Linked DNA regions of Homo sapiens: region 1 is linked to region 2. Evidence: read pairs that join two places in POLR2A ChIA-PET (ENCODE). Cell type or tissue: Caco-2. All regions are shown on one strand.

Region 1 (8,000 bases), 130 kb before region 2:
GCATTGTTCAGACTCTGCCAAGAAGTCAGACAGTGAGAAGGGGCCGGGCGCAGTGGCTCACGCCTGTAATCCCAGGACTTTGGGAGGCCAAGGCGGGTGGATGACCTGAGGTCAGGAGTTTGAGACCAGCCTGGCCAACATGGTGAAACCCTGTCTCTACTAAAAATACAAAAATTAGCCAGGTGTGGTGGTGCGTGCCTGTAATCCCAGCTACTTGGTAGGCTGAGGCAAGAGAATTGCTTGAACCCGGGAGGCAGAGGTTGTAGTGAGCGCCGAGATCGCGCCACTGCACTCCAGCCTGGGAGACAGAGTAAGACACCATCTCAAAAAAACAAAAAACAAAACAAAAGACTGAGAAGGGACCCTGCCCAGGTGTGACAGTCCCCAGAGTCCCTCCCCCACGGTGGCATCCCCTGTGGCCACCCTCTTAGGCTCAGGCTCCCTGGATCCTTTCTTTTCTTTTTTTAATTTTCTTTTTCTTTTTTTGAGACAGGGTCTTATTCTGTCACCCAGACTGGAGTACAAGTGGTACGATCATAGCTCACTGCAGCCTCCACCTCCTGGTCTCGAGTGATCCTCCTGAGTAGCTGGGACTTTAGGTGCGCACCACCACCCCTAGCTAATTTTTTTCTTTTTTTTTTAGAAATGGCCACACTACATTGCCCAGGCTGGTCTTGAACTCCTGGCCTCAAGAAATCCTCCCACCTTGGCCTCCCAAAGTCCAAAGTGCTGAGATTACAGGCATAAGCCACCAAGCCCGGTACCTAGACTTTTTTTTTTCAATACCTACTGACATTCAATTAGAGGCCCTTTATTATTATTTTTATTTTTTTATTTTTTTGAGACAAGATCTCACTCTGTGTCCCAGGCTGGAGTGCAGTGGTACAATCATAGCTCACTGCAGCCTCAAACTCCTGAGCTCAAGCAATTCTCCTGCGTCAGTCTCCTGAGTAGCTGGGACTACAGGCACAAGCCACTACACCTAACTAATTTTTTAAAATTTTAAAATTTTTTGTAGGGACAGGGTCTTCCTATGTTGGCCAGGTTGGTGTTAAATTCCTGGGCTGAAGTGATTCTTCCACCTCTGCCTCCCAAGTACTGGGATTACAGGCATGAACCACCATGCCCAGCCTCCCTGGATCCTTGATCTTCAATTTTCTCTATCTCCTGGCCTGATTAAAAACCTTAGAGGGGGCGGGCACAGTGGCTCATGCCTGTAATCCCAACACTTTAGGAGGCTGAGGCAGGAGGAACACATGAGCCCATGAGTTCAAGCCCATCTTGGGCAACATAGCAAGACCCCATCTCTAGAAAAAAAATAGCAAAATTGGCTGGGTGTGGTGGTCCATGCCTGTAGTCCCAGCTACTTGGGAGGCTGAGATGTGAGGATCACATGATTGCAGGCATTTGAGGTTGCAGCTAGCTATATGATGGTGCCAGTGCACTCCAGCCTGGGCAACAGAGCAAGACCCTATCTCAAAAAACAAACAAACAAGAAAAGAAAAACTTTGGAGGATCTCCTTGACCAGTCCCCTCTTTTTGCCCTGCAGGTGGAGGGTCCCAGAGGGGATCAGGACCTGGCACATGGCCACAGAGTTAGCAAGAGCTAAACTGGAGGCCAGGCCTCCTGATCCAGTCGCCCGCCCCAACCCCTGACTGTGCTGGGGTTCAGGCTAAGCCCCTTCCCACCCTGCCTCTTCCTCCACCTCCGCCCTGGCCACAGGTGCTCCCCTCTCCAACCTCCCCGGTCGCTCCCCTTACTGTCTGAGACACAATTGCTGTTGCTGTTGTCGGAAGTGAGCTGGCAGTGGGACCCAGAGGGGCATCGGAAGTCCCCGCACTGAATGGCTCCTCCCGTGCAGACACACTTCTCCGTGCAACCGCTGGAGACCCAGCTCTTGCCCAGCTGTAGAAGTTACAGGAAGAGAAAGAGAGTGAGGAGGGGGCTGGGCGCGGCGGCTCACGCCTGTAATCCCAACACTTTGGGAGGCCGAGACGGGTGGATCACCTGAGGTCAGGAGTTTGTGACGAGCCCAGCCAACATGGTGAAACCCTGTCTCTACTAAAAATACAAAAATTAGCCAGGTGTGGTAGCACACACTTGTAATCCCAGCTACTCAAGAGGCTGAGGCAGGAGAATTGCTTGAACCCAGGAGGCAGAGGTTGCAGTGAGCCAAGATCGCACCACTGCATTCCAGCCTGGGCAACAGAGCGAGACTCTGTCTCAAGAAAAAAAAAAAAAAGAGTGAAGAGGGGAGGGCCAGTTCTCCTTCCTCTTGCCCCAGCAGCCTGGCCCACCATCTAAATGGCTTAATTGATGCTGGCCAGAGGCAGCCACAGTGTCATTTGGTCATCCAAAAGACAACTGTGCAGGCCAAGTGTGGTGGCTCACACCTGTAATCTTAGTACTTTGGGAGGCCAAGGCGGGCAGATCACTTGAGGTCAGGAGTTCGAGACCAGCCTGGCCAACATGGTGAAACCCAATCTCTACTAAAAATTCAAAAATTAGCAGGCTGTGGTGGCGCTTGCCTGTAATCCCAGCTACACAGGAGACTGAGGCAGGAGAATGGCTTGAACCCAGGAGGCAGAGATTGCAGTGCGCAGAGATTATGCCACTGCACTCTAGCCTGCTGGATAATAGAGGGAGACTCCGTCTCAAAAAAAAAAAAAAAAAAAAAAGGCACTGTGTTTGTGCTTGGTGACTTACATATGTTGTGCAGGAGGTACTACTGAACCCATTTTACAGATGAGGAAACGGATATAACAGAGGTCATCTGACTCATCAGTGGCACCATCAGGATTCAATCCTAGGTTAGGCTGAAATGAGCCCATGGTCTTTCCACTATACCATGCCATGTGCTGCTTGTTTGGATTCCTCAGATCCAAAACCCAAACCATGTGCCATCAGCCCAGACCTGGCTGGAGATCAATGTGCCACTCACACCAGCCTTCACACCCCCGGGCCAGCTGTAAGTCATGGGTATCCCAGGCTGAGAGAGGCAGAGAAAAGGAGAAAGCACTGCCCTCAAGCTGTGTTGCCTCCAGTCCCATTTCCCATGCCCACTCACAGGGATGGAGCCACCATGGGCATCCTTGCAGCCACACTGACTTCTGGGGACACACTTGTCTTCACTCAGCACATAGCCGGGCTGACAAATGCAGCCCTCAGCGCAGGCAGAGGGGACTTTGGCGCCCTCACACCGGCCATCCAGGTCCCAGCAGGAGGGTGAGCAGGAGGGAAGGCAGTTGGTGTAGCTGCTGTAGGCAGGGCATTCCAGAGCTGTGGGTGAAGGAGACAGTGGGTCAGTGGAGAGGGTCACAGGGGGCCAAGGTGGGCAGGGGCTGTACAAACCAAGCTATGGGTGGATGACCAACAAGGCTTGGGGAGCTTTTTTTGTTCTTTTGTTATTCATTCAGCAAACATTTACTGAGTATGGGTTATGTGCCAGGCTTTGGGGGAAAGCAAGGAAAAAGCGGCTGGGCATGGTGGCTCACGCCTGTAATCCCAGCACTTTGGGAGGCTGAGGTGGGTGGATCACAAGGTCAGGAGATCGAGACCATCCTGGCCATCATGGTGAAACCCCATCTCTACTAAAAATACAACAATTAGCCAAGCGTGGTGGTGGGCGCCTGTAGTCCCAGCTACTCAGGAGGCTGAGGCAGGAGAATCACTTGAACCTGGGAGGCAGAGGTTGCATTGAGCCAAGATCACACCACTGCACTCCAGCCTGGGCAACAGAGTGAGACTGTCTCAAAAAAAAAAAAAAAAAAAGGAACAAGAATGGCTCTCCCAAGCCAGCATGAAGGACGGTGGTCAAACAGCAACGGCAGCAGGACCTTGATGTGTATGATCAGTAGGTGTGTTGACAGCAAGAGCATACAAGGCATGATGGAGGCACAGAGCAGGGAGGTATTAATTCTGTTGGGGGAGTTAAAGAAAGGCCCTTAAGCAAAAATAGTGTGAACAAATGGAAATGCATACCATGTTCATGGATAAGAAGGTTCAGCAACATGGTGATGTTAGTTCTGCCTCAGTGAATGTACACATTTAATGTGATCTCAATAAAATATACATATATATATATGTATATATATATGTGTGTATATATATATATGTGTATATATATATATATATATATTTTTTTTTTTTTTTTTTTTTTTTTTTTTTTGCGGGGGACGGGCAGGGACGGAGTCTCTCTCTGACACCCAGGAATGATCTTGGCTCACTGCAGCCTCTGCCTCCCTGGTTCCAGAGATTCTCCTACTTCAGCCTCCCAGGTAGCTGGGATTACAGGCATGTGCCACCATGCCTGGCTAATTTTTGTATTTTTAGTAGAGATGGGGTTTCACCATGTTGGCCAGGCTGGTCTCAAACTCCTGACCTCAGGTGATCCTCCCACCTTGGCCTCCCAAAGTGCTAGGATTACAGGCATGAGCCACCACACCCAGCCACCAAAAGTATTTTATATATGTGTGTGCTTTTAATAGGACAAGATGATTTCAAAGTTGAGCTGAAGACATAAGCAAACCAGAAAAGCCAGGAACTCCCTAAAAAAAAGAGCCATCAGTAGTGAATGGCCCTCCATAAGTCGTTTATTTTGTTTTATTTTATTTATTCATTTATTTATTTTTTTGAGATAGAGTTTCGCTCTTTCCGCCCTGGCTGGAGTGCAATGGCACAATCTCAGCTCACTGCAACCTCCACCTCCCAGGTTCAAGCAATTCTCCTTTCTCAGCCTCCTGAGTAGCTGGGATTACAGGCACATACTAGCACGCCCAGCTATTTTTTGTATTTTTAGTAGAGATGGGGTTTTGCCATGTTGGCCAGGCTGGTCTCAAACTCCTGACCTCAGGTGATCCGCCCACCTCGGCCTCCCAAAGTGCTGGGATTACAGGCGTAAGCCACAGCGCCCAGCCCAAAGCTCATTTTAAATTTTCAGTGATTACGACTTTGTGTTACTGCTACATGCAAATACAGATGGACCGACAGAACAGAGGAGAAAGCTCAGATATGGATCCAAATATATATGGGAATTTAGTATATGATAAATTGTGGTATCTCAGTCCCTGCGCAAAGACAGACTAGTCATTTAATAATATTGGAACAGCTGGCTAGCCTTCTGGAGAAAAACAAAAACAAAGTTGATTCATACCTCATTTTACACATCAGGATAAATCTTCATGGGTCAAAAACTTAAATACACACACACACACACACACAAAAAAAACCCACTTAAATATAAAAAAATGAAACCATAAAAGTTCTAGAGCAGGCCGGACACGGTGGCTCACGCCTGTAACCCCAGCACTTGGGGAGGACGAGGCGGGCAGATCACTTGAGGCCAGGAGTTTGAGACCAGCCTGGCCAACATGGTGAAACCCCATCTCTACTAAAAATACAAAAAAATTATCCAGGCATGGTGGTGGGTGCCTGTAATCCCAGCTACTCGGAAGGCTGAGGCAGGAGAATCGCTTGAACCCAGGAGGCAGAGGTTGCAGTGATCCGGGATCGTGCCACTGCAGCCTGGGCCACAGAGTGAGACTCTGTCTCAAACAAACAAAATTTCTAGAGCAAAGAATCAGCAAACTCTTTTGTAGCTTCTGTGGGGCTAGCATTTATAGCTATTGCTCAAGATGCAGAAGACATAAAACAAGATTAATATATTTGACCCCATAAAAATTTTTGTCCTGCATGGCAAAAAAAAAAAAAGTCAAAAGATGAAAACAAAAAGGACTGGAAAACTTTGTGTAACTCAGAGCACTAATAAAGGTCTACTTTCCATAACAGATAAAGGACTTCCATGAAATAGTTCAGTAAAGACCAACGACTCAATGGAAAAATGGTGACTGGATAAGAGCAGATAGTTTACAGAAAGGGAAATTCAAAGGGTTCCTAAGTACATGAAAAAATGTCCAATCTCACTCATAATAAAAACTCAAATTAAGTCTTGTTATTTTTCATGACCAGGTGCAGTGGCTCATGCCTGTAATCCTAGCACTTTGGGAGGCTTGAGGCAGGTGGATCACCTGAGGTGAGGAGTTCAAGACCAGCCTGGCCAATATGGTGAAACCCCGTCTCTACTAAAAATACAAAAATTAGCTGGGTGTGGTGGCACATGCCAGTAATCCCAGCTACTCGGAGGCTGAGGCAGGAGATTCACTGGAACCTGGGAGGCAGAGGTCACAGTGAGCCGAGATCATAGACTCCAGCCTGAGCTACAAAGTGAGACTCAAAAAAAAAAAAAAAAAAGTATAGCAATGTCAAATAAAAACTCAGGCTTATAGCTTCTTTCAAAAAAAAAAATCAGAGGATCTGGTCACACTGGACCCACAGTGATGCCCAGCAGCTGTGGGGCAGCTGAGCAGCGGCCCCCTTCTGCACGGGACCTGTGTGCTGCTTTCACCCTGACCCTTCAGCCAGCTCAGGCTGCTGTGCTCATGTTGCCTCCACTGGCCCTGAGAAGCTCTGCAGCACCCCCTGCACCTCTGCTTTGCTCCTGGAACGCGAGAGTGTTTTAAAGAAAAATAAACTTTCTTGGCCGGTTGAGATGTCTCACGTCTGTAATCCCAGCACTTTGGGAGGCCAAGGCAGGCAGATCACAAGGTCAAGAGATCGAGACCAACCTGGCCAACATGGTGAAACCCTGTCTCTACTAAAAATACAAAAATTACCTGGGTGTGGTGGTGCGTGCCTGCAGTCCCAGCTACTTGGGAGGCTGAGGCAGGAGAATCTCTTGAACCCAGAAGGTGGAAGTTGCAGTGAGCCAAGGTCACACCACTGCACTCCAGCCTGGTGACAGAGCGAGATTCTGTCTCAAAAAATATATATAAAATAAAAAAATAAATAAAATAAACCTTCTTATGAAACACTGGCAAAAAAATAATAAGACGTTGTTTTTCAATTCTCAGATTGGCAAAACTCCAAAAGCACAGAGCATATAGTTTTCTTGTCTTTTGTTTTTTTAATTTTTTTGTAGCGATGCGGGGGTCTCATTATATTGCCCAGGTTGGTCTCAAACTCCTGGCCTCAAGCAATCCTCCCTTCTTGGACTCCCAAAGTGCTTGGATTACGGGTGTCAGTCACTGCACCCAGCCACGAATATAAATTTGAATTTGTTTATATATGCATAAATAAGTGGTCTTGGGAAAAATACTGAGACATGAACCAGGCCCATGGGGTGAGGGTGGGAGGGAGACGGTACACTGGTATCTTTTTTTGTTTTTTGGGGAGAATTTTTTTTTTTCTGAGAGTCTCACTCTGTCACCCAGACTTGAGTGCAGGGATGCAATCACAGTTCACTGCCGGGCTCAAGTGATCCTCCCACCTCACCCCCACAAGTAGCTGGGACCACAGGCATGCACCACCATACCCAGCTAGTTTGGTAATTTTTTGTAGAGATTGGGTCTCACTATGTTGCCCAGGCTGGTCTCGAACTCCTGGTTTCAAGCAATCCACCCACCTCAGCCTCCCAAATTGCTGAGATTATAGGCATGAGCCATCACACCCAACCTACTGGGTATCTTTTAATACTTTAAAAGTATTTTAAATTTTTTAATACTTTATACGTTTTTGAATCCTGCAAATGTGTTACCTATTAAAAAAAACTCTATTGAATTCCTGTTTTAAATTGTAAAAGTTTCTGGCGTTATATAGTAGTGATGGTTGCACAACTTTATCAAGATACTAAAAGACACTTTTTTTTTTTTTTGAGATGGAGTGTTGCTCTTTTTGCCCAGGCTGGAGTGCAACGGCGCGATCTCGGCTCACTACAACCTCCGCCTCCCAGGTTCAAGCAATTCTCCTGCCTCAGCCTCCCGAGTAGCTGGGATTACAGGCATGTGCCACCACACCCGGCTAATTTTGTATTTTTAGTAGGATGGGGTTTCACCATGTTGGCCAGGCTGGTCTCGAACTCCTGACCTCAGGTGATCCACCCACCTTGGCCTCCCCAAGTGCTGGGATTATAGGCGTGAGCCACCACACCCAGCAAAAAAAATTT
Region 2 (8,000 bases):
TTTTTTAGAGACAGGGTTTCATCATGTTGTCCAGGCTGGTCTTGAATTCCTGGGCTCAAGCAATCTGCCCGCCTCGGCCTCCCAAAAGGCTGGGATTACAGGCGAGATCCACCACACCCAGCCCAGTTGTATTTTAGACTTTAAAAGAAATCAGTATTCAGTATTTACATTCTTTTTAAATTAGAAATAATTTTAAGAGAATCTTTTGCAGAGATGGGGTCTCATCATATTGCCCAGGCTGGCTTCAAACTCCTGTGCTTAAGCGATCCTTCTACTTCAGCTAACAAAGTGCTGGGATTACAGGCATGAGTCACTGTGCTCAGCCCAATATTTACACTCCTATTACTATGTATGCTAATCAGGCCTGAGACAGGCAATACACCATGATCACCTTTCCTTTCTTGTGCAACTTTTTGTTTTCCTAGAACTGGAAAAAAAATGTGTTCAATTTTTTTTTTTTTTTTTTTTTTTTTTTTTTTTTTTTTTTTTTTGAGACGGAGTTTTGCTCTGTCACCAGGCTGGAGTGCAGTGGTGCGATCTCAGCTCACTGCAAGCTCCGCCTCCCGGGTTCAAGTGATTCTCCTGCCTCAGCCTCCTGAGTAGCTGGGACTACAGGTGCGTGCCACCACGCCCAGCTAATTTTTGTATTTTTAGTAGAGACGGGGTTTCACCATGTTGGCCGGGATGGTCTCGATCTCTTGACCTCGTGATCCACCGACCTTGGCCTCCCAAAGTGCTGGGATTACAGGCGTAAGCCACCATCCCAGCCCTGTGTTTGATTATATTTGGTCTGGTTTTCTATCTACTTAACAGTGTGAACCCTAAATCATTCATCAATTGTATCTTTTGTCAAGACGTCAATTCCATTAGATATTTTATCAATTTCTTTTTTTTTTTTTTTTTGAGACATAGTCTTGCTCTGTTGCCCAGGCTGGAGTGCCATGGCGCGATCTCGGCTCACTGCAAGCTCCACCTCCTGGGTTCTCCTGCCTCAGCCTCCCGAGTAGCTGGGACTACAGGTGCCCACCACCACATCCGACTAATTTTTTGTATTTTTTTTTTTTTTTTTGAGATGGAGTCTCACTCTGTTGCCCAGGCTGGAGTGCAGTGGTGCGATCTCGGCTCACTGAAAGCTCCATTTCTCCTGCCTCAGCCTCCCAAGTAGCTGGGACTCACACCATTCTCCTGCCTCGGCCTCCCAAGTAGCTGGGACTATAGGCACCCACCACCACGCCCGGCTAATTTTTTGTATTTTTAGTAGAGGCGGGGTTTCACCGTGTTAGCCAGGATGGTCTCCATCTCCTGACCTCGCGATCCGCCGGCCTCGGCCTCCCAAAGTGCTGGGATTACAGGCGTGAGCCACCACACCTGGCCTCTCATCAATTTCATTTCTTGAAGAAATTTCTTCAGGAGCCCACTGACCTGGTCCAGTTTGCACTAGTAGCCCTCTGCCAGGGGACAGACCTGTCATGCTGGCATCTTCCTTCACCATCATCTTGTAGAATCCTTTTGCCTCTGTCCTGGTTAGAAGTCCTGTTTCCTGTACTTGACTCCTTTTCTTGACTTATTCCTTTGTTTTCATGGAGCAGGTCCTTCAGTAACTGCCTTAGAAAGGTCATGAGAGGCCAGAGACAGTGGCTCACTCCTGTAATCCCAGCACTTTGGGAGGCCTTGAGTCCAGGAGTTTGAGACCAGCCTGGGCAATATACTGATACCTTATCTCTACCAAAAATATAAAAATTAGCTGGCCATGGTGGTGCATGCTTGTAGTACCAGCTACTCGGAAGGCTGAGGCAAGAGAATTGCTTGTACCCAGGAGGCAGAGATTGCAGTCAGCCTAGATCATGCCACTGAACTCCAGCCTGGGCGACAGAGTGAGACTCCATTTAAAAAAATAATTAATTAAATAATAATCTAAAAAAAAACTTTTTTTTTTTTTTGAGATGAAGTGTCACTCTTGTCCCCCAGGCTGGAGTGCAATGGCGTGATCTTGGCTCACTGCAACCTCCGCTTCCCGGGTTCAAGGATTCTCCTGCCTCAGCATCCCAAGTAGCTGGGATTACAGGCACCTCCCATCACACCTGGCTAATTTTTGTATTTTTAGTAGAGACGGGGTTTCACCATGTTGGCCAGGCTGGTCTCAAACTCCTGACCTCAGGTGATCTGCCCGCCTTGGCCTCCCAAAGCGCTGGGATTACAGGCATGAGCCACCGCGCCCAGCATCTAAAAAAAAAATTTAAAATAAGGTCATGGGAAGTATATTTTTTGAGACTTTTGTGTGTCTCACCTTGAGTTGATAGCTTAGCTAGGTATCCCATGCCAGGTTAGAAATCATTATTCTTCAGAATCTTGAAGGCACTTTTCCATTGTCCTTCTTCCAGCATATATCGTTGCCATTTAGAAGGATGAAACCATCTGATTTCTGATCCTCTGATGTAATGTTTTTCTTTCTGAAAGTTTATAGAATTTTTACTTTATCCTCAGTGTGGTGTATTTTCATTCATGGCTCTAGGCACTTAGTATGTCTCTTCATTCTGAAAACATATGTCTTTCAATTCAGTGAAAAAGAATTATTTATTTAATTATTTATTTCTCTCCATTTTCTCTCTTGGGATTTTCTGTTATTGGATTTTGTTGCCCCCTGAATTGGTCCCCTAATTTAATTCCCTTTTCTCTTATATTTTCCATCTCTTTACCTTTTTCCTTTGGTTTCCAAGATATTCCCTCCACTTTATGTTCCAATCCTTCTATTGAGTTTTTCATTTCTGTTCATGTAGTTTTAATTCCCACAAGCTCCTTACTTTAAATTTTTTTTTTAATGAGACAGCATCTCACTATGTTGTCCAGGCTAGTTTCGAACTCCTGGGTTCAAGCAATCCTCCTGCCTCGGCCTCCCAAAGTGCTGGGATTATAGGCGTAAGCCACCCTGTCTGGCCTGTGCAAATGTTTTAAATGCATGTGTGTGTGACTGTGAGTGTGAATATATGTGTATGTGTGTGTGTGAGTTTGTGTGTGAATGTGAGTATATATGTGTTTGACCGTGTGTTTGTGAGTGTGTTTGCATGTGTGACCGTGAGTGTATGTATAGTGTGAATGCATGTGTGTGTTTATGTGTGTCTGTGAATGTGAGTGTATGTGTGTGTGTTTGAGTGTATGTGTGTGTGTGTGCAAGTGAATGCATGTGTGTATGACCGTGAGTGTATGTGTGAGTGTTTAGGTTGTGTATGTGTGTGCAAGTGTTTGGATGTGTGTGTGTGACCGTGAGTGTATGTGTGAGTGAGTGGGTTGCGTGTGCGTGGATGTGGGTCTGTGCCTCTCCCTTCCTGAATCCTCCCCCTCTGCACTTTCTCCACAGTGGAACACACGGGCCAAGCGGGAGAAGCTGACAGAGCTGATGTTCGAGCAGTACAACATTCCTGCCTTCTTCTTATGCAAGACGGCTGTGCTCACCGCGTATCCTCTGGACTGAGCTGCTCTGACTGGGTGGAGGGCTGGGGTGGGGCCTGTGCTGAGCTCAGCTGTGATGAGCTGGAGGGTCAGGCCTGGTTCTCTGAAGATCAGTGTCCCAATGGGCAGACACCTCCCTCTGCCCCACTAGTGCAGAAGGCCCAGTGGACTGAGCACCTCCGACTCTGGGGTGGCCAGATCAGCGGCCCCTTTCGGTTCCCCGGATCAGGCTGAGCAGACAGTGAGCTGGGCCCGGGAGAGAGTAGGGGCTGGAACTGGACAGAGGAGGGAGACGTGTAGAACACTGCGGCAGTCCCTTCCCAAGAACTCCTTCAACACTGACTGTTTTTAGGATCTGCCTTGCATTGAACCCTGTGCTATGCACTGGGGTGATAGCGACCCTAATTTCAGGGAATCTGTAGGACACAACCAAAAATAAAGGGGCTGGCCAGGCGCGGTGGCTCACGCCTGTAATCCCAGCATTTTGGGAGGCCAAGGCGGGCAGATCACTTGAGGTCAGGAGTTAGAGACCAGTCCGGCCAACATGGCAAAAGCCCGTGTCTACTAAAAATGGAAAAATTAGCCAGGCATAGTGGTGGGCACCTGTAGTCCCAGCTACTTGGGAGGCTGAGGCAGGAGAATCTCTTGAACCCAGGAGGCAGAGGTTGCAGTGAGCTATTGCATTCCAGCCTGGGCGACAAAACGAAACTCAGTTTCAAAAAAAAAAAAATAACTAAAGAAGTAACTGGGGTCGCCGGGTGTGGTGGCTCATGCCTGTAATCCCGGCACTTTGGGAGGCCGAGGCGGGCAGATCACGAGGTCAGGAGATCGAGACCATCCTGGCTAACACGGTGAAATCCCATCTCTACTAAAAATACGAAAAATTGGCCGGGCGTGGTGGCAGGCACCTGTAGTCCCAGCTACTCGGGAGGCTGAGGCAGGAGAATGGCATGAACCCGGGAGGCGGAGCTTGCAGTGAGCTGAGATTGCGCCACTGCACTCCAGCCTGGGAGACAGCAAGACTCCATCTCAAAAAAAAAAAAAAAGAAGTAACTGGGGTCTCAGAGCCTTTCTCCAGGAGATGAGTCATCACCAGGGGGAGAGATTTGCAGACTGGGGATGGGCTGGACCCCGGTAGAGCAGAGAGTGACCAGACAAGATCTGGGCCCAGGCCCCTCACTTGCTGCTGCTGTCTCTTTGACTTACCCATCCGATGCCAGCTTTGCAAACGGGCGGTCCACTGGCCTCGTGCTGGACAGTGGAGCCACCCACACCACGGCCATTCCAGTACATGACGGCTACGTTCTGCAGCAAGGTGGGGCTTCGGCAGGGGGTGGGGGTGCTCCAGGAGGACCAGGTCCTGACAGTGCCTTCCTTCTAGGCATCGTCAAGTCCCCTCTGGCAGGGGACTTCATCTCCATGCAGTGCCGGGAGCTGTTCCAGGAGATGGCCATTGACATCATCCCACCTTACATGATCGCAGCCAAGGTGGGGCCTCTGGGGACATGGAGCTGCCACTAGAGTCCTGGCCACTCGCCCCATGGCCGTCAACCCTCTGACACATGAGATATCAGAGCAGAGAGCAGCAGGCTCCCCAGTGGGTCCTGGCTCCAGTTCCTCCTTTTATAATCGAGGCATCCGAAATCCAGACAGGCTGAGGGATATGCTGAGGTCATGAAACCAGCTGGCAGACAGCAGGATGTGTGAGGGCCAGTGTGGTGGGTTCTAGGGTCCAATATAGACCCAGGTTCAAGTTCTGCCTCTGCCGTGCAAGAGCTGCAGGACCGGTCAGGCATGGTGGCTCACACCTGTAATCCCAGCACTTCGGGAGGCTGAGGCAGGCAGATCGCTTTGAGCTCACTTCGAGACCAGCCTGGGCAACATGGTGAAGCCACGTCTCTACTAAAACTGCAAGAACTAGCCAAGCATGGTGGTGCATGCCTGTAGTCCCAGCTACTTGGGAGGCTGAGACTGGAGAATCACCTGAACCCCGGAGGCAGAGGTTGCAGTGAGCCGAGATCGCGCCACTGCACTCCAGCCTGGGCGACCGAGTGAGACTCCATCTGAAAAAAAAAAAAAAAAAGAGCTGTGTGACCAACAGCATGATATCAAAGCTCCCTGGGCCTCAGGTTTGTCTTATGTAAAGTGGAACGGCAGTAGGCAGTAGCCAGGGTGCTGTGAGTATGAAGTGACACTGTGTGCTTAGCTCCATTCCGTGCCCTCACATGGATCATGACCCCCTAGGAGGCCATTCCCTTGAGGTTCTGTCACTGCTGTATTCCTGGTGTTCTCCAGATCAGCTGCACCCACCGCATGAAAGGCACACATGGAGAGAGAGGCATGCCCCATTCTCTCTCCTCTCCATCAGGGAAGGGTGAGAAACCCCTCTTGCAGGCAGCACAGCAGAGCCTGCAGCGCCAGGTAGCTGCAGAGCTGGGAACAGTGCCAGGAAGGTGGGGGTGGGGGTCAGGTGGGCTAGGAAAGGGTGTTCCTACACTGTGCCCCCACAGGAGCCTGTCCGGGAGGGTGCCCCCCCAAACTGGAAGAAGAAGGAGAAGCTACCCCAGGTCTCCAAGTCCTGGCATAACTACATGTGTAATGTGAGCCTCTGGAGAGGGCCACCTGAAACCCCCCTCCCCTGCCATGAATCGGGGGCGGGACAGAGGCCCCGCATGGGAGGGGGAGCAGGGAGGGGGAGCGGGGCAGGGGGTGCTGCTCACGGGGAAGGCAGGCCCTCACCACCTCCGCTGGGATTTCAGGAGGTGATCCAGGACTTCCAGGCCTCCGTGCTGCAGGTCTCAGACTCCCCCTACGATGAACAGTGAGTGTGGCTCAGGGCTTTGGGGTGGGAGAGAGGGCAGAACCGGCACTCTTGGGGTGGGCTGGGGGGCTCTGGTGCTGCCCACGCACTGATCCTTCTTGAGCACCCCAGGCAGAGTCCTGCTCCCTTCTGGGTAGGGTGGCTGCACAAATGCCCACAGTGCACTACGAGATGCCCAATGGCTACAATACAGACTACGGCGCCGAGCGACTCCGCATCCCTGAGGGCCTGTTTGATCCCTCGAACGTCAAGGTTTGGCTGTGTGGCGAGGACTGGGGTGGGTGCTGGCTGCAGTCCCTGGATCCTGGGGCGTGGGGGAGGCTGGGAAGGATTGCAGGGGTCTGGGGGGAAGGGGGAGAGAGCCCACAGCCCCAGTCACCTCTCTCTGCAGGGCCTGTCGGGGAACACCATGTTGGGTGTGGGCCACGTGGTGACCACCAGCATCGGCATGTGTGACATTGATATTCGCCCGGTGAGGCCAGGCCGGAGCTGAGGCTCGGCAAAGGGGCCCAGGGGAAGTGGGGAGACGGGGTTGGGGGGCTGCCCCCGCAGCTCACTCCTTCTCCCTGCTCTCAGGGCCTGTACGGGAGTGTCATTGTCACCGGCGGGAACACACTGCTGCAGGGCTTCACTGACAGGCTCAATCGAGAGCTTTCCCAGAAGACCCCACCGGTAGGAGCCCACCCCTGACCCAGAGCCCTGGACACCCGTCCTGGCTCAGCTGTCCAGGACTGAGTCCCTTCATCCTTCCCATGTCCTTCCTTCTGTTCTGGCCACCAGAGCAGAACCCCTGCCCCTGTGGCTTCCCAAGTCTTCCCCTCTCCCCCAAGCCCTGTCCCTTCCCAGAACCTAGGTGTCTGCTTCCCCCAGCCCCTTTTTACCCCCAGAGCATGCGACTGAAACTCATTGCCAGCAACAGCACCATGGAGCGCAAGTTCAGCCCCTGGATCGGGGGTTCCATCCTGGCCTCACTGGTGAGAGGAAAGGGACCTGGCCTAGCACTGACTGTGGGGGAGAGGGGAGACCCAGACAGTGCCCGCCACTTTGACTGCCTCTTCGTTCATTCATTCATTCAACAAACATTTAGTTTTGAGAAATGTCAGTCAATGAATGTTCCCAGAAGGGTGAACAGGACACAAATCGGGGGGCAGGGGCCCGGTATGGTGGCCCACACCTGTCATCCCAGCACTTTGGGTGGCTGAAGTGGGGGGATGGCTTGAGGCTAGGAGTTGAAAACCCAGCAGGGGAACATAGCAAGACCCATCTCTACTTTTACAAACTGGGGAGAAGAGGCTGCGCACAGTGGCTCATGCCGGTAATCCCTGCAGTTTGGGAGGCCGAGACGGGTGGATCACTTGAGCTCAGGAGTTCGAGACCAGCCTGGCCAACATGACGAAACCTTGTCTCTACTAAAAATCCAAAAATTAGCCAGGCATGGTGGTGCATGCCTGTAATCCCAGCTATTCAGGAGGCTGAGGCAGGAGAATCTCTTGAACCCAGGAGACGGAGACTGCAGTGAGCTGAGATCGTGCCACTGCACTCCAGCCTGGGTGACGCAGTAAGACTCTCAAAAAAAAAAAAAAATTGGGAGTAGAGGGACAGGTAGTTGGAGAGATTGGTCAGGATGAGATTTTGGTGATACACCCACTGTGCTCAGTCAGCAGAGGGGAGACCCTGATGTTTTGGGGCAAGGGAGTGATGTGGCAATGCAGGCATGATTGGAAAGACTGCC

The links. Peaks named below come from ENCODE experiments on the same cell type or tissue, not always from the same donor. Only the 100,000 strongest peaks of a DNase experiment are listed, where the experiment ranks them.
Region 1: POLR2A ChIA-PET joins it to region 2 with 6 read pairs; 3 of 35 experiments call an interaction of 5 or more read pairs at or near these places.

Annotation. Positions count from the first base shown.
Region 1 is chr7:100,779,903-100,787,902 of GRCh38, reverse strand. ZAN (zonadhesin) reads right to left here. Exons shown (of 48, transcript NM_003386.3): 36 at 3,069-3,280; 37 at 1,762-1,906; 38 at 1-14. Among named protein-coding and RNA genes, the nearest start is that of EPHB4, 44 kb to the left of the region's middle. RefSeq lists an enhancer at 2,679-3,178. In Caco-2, no CTCF peak of the experiment used is centred here; no DNase peak of the experiment used is centred here.
Region 2 is chr7:100,645,491-100,653,490 of GRCh38, reverse strand. It overlaps ACTL6B (actin like 6B), which reads left to right. Exons shown (of 14, transcript NM_016188.5): 5 at 3,356-3,453; 6 at 4,668-4,762; 7 at 4,829-4,935; 8 at 5,958-6,047; 9 at 6,207-6,268; 10 at 6,406-6,520; 11 at 6,660-6,740; 12 at 6,845-6,940; 13 at 7,156-7,242. Among named protein-coding and RNA genes, the nearest start is that of ACTL6B, 7.0 kb to the left of the region's middle. RefSeq lists enhancers at 3,077-3,621, 3,622-4,168. In Caco-2, no CTCF peak of the experiment used is centred here; DNase peaks (open chromatin) are centred at 325 and 3,470.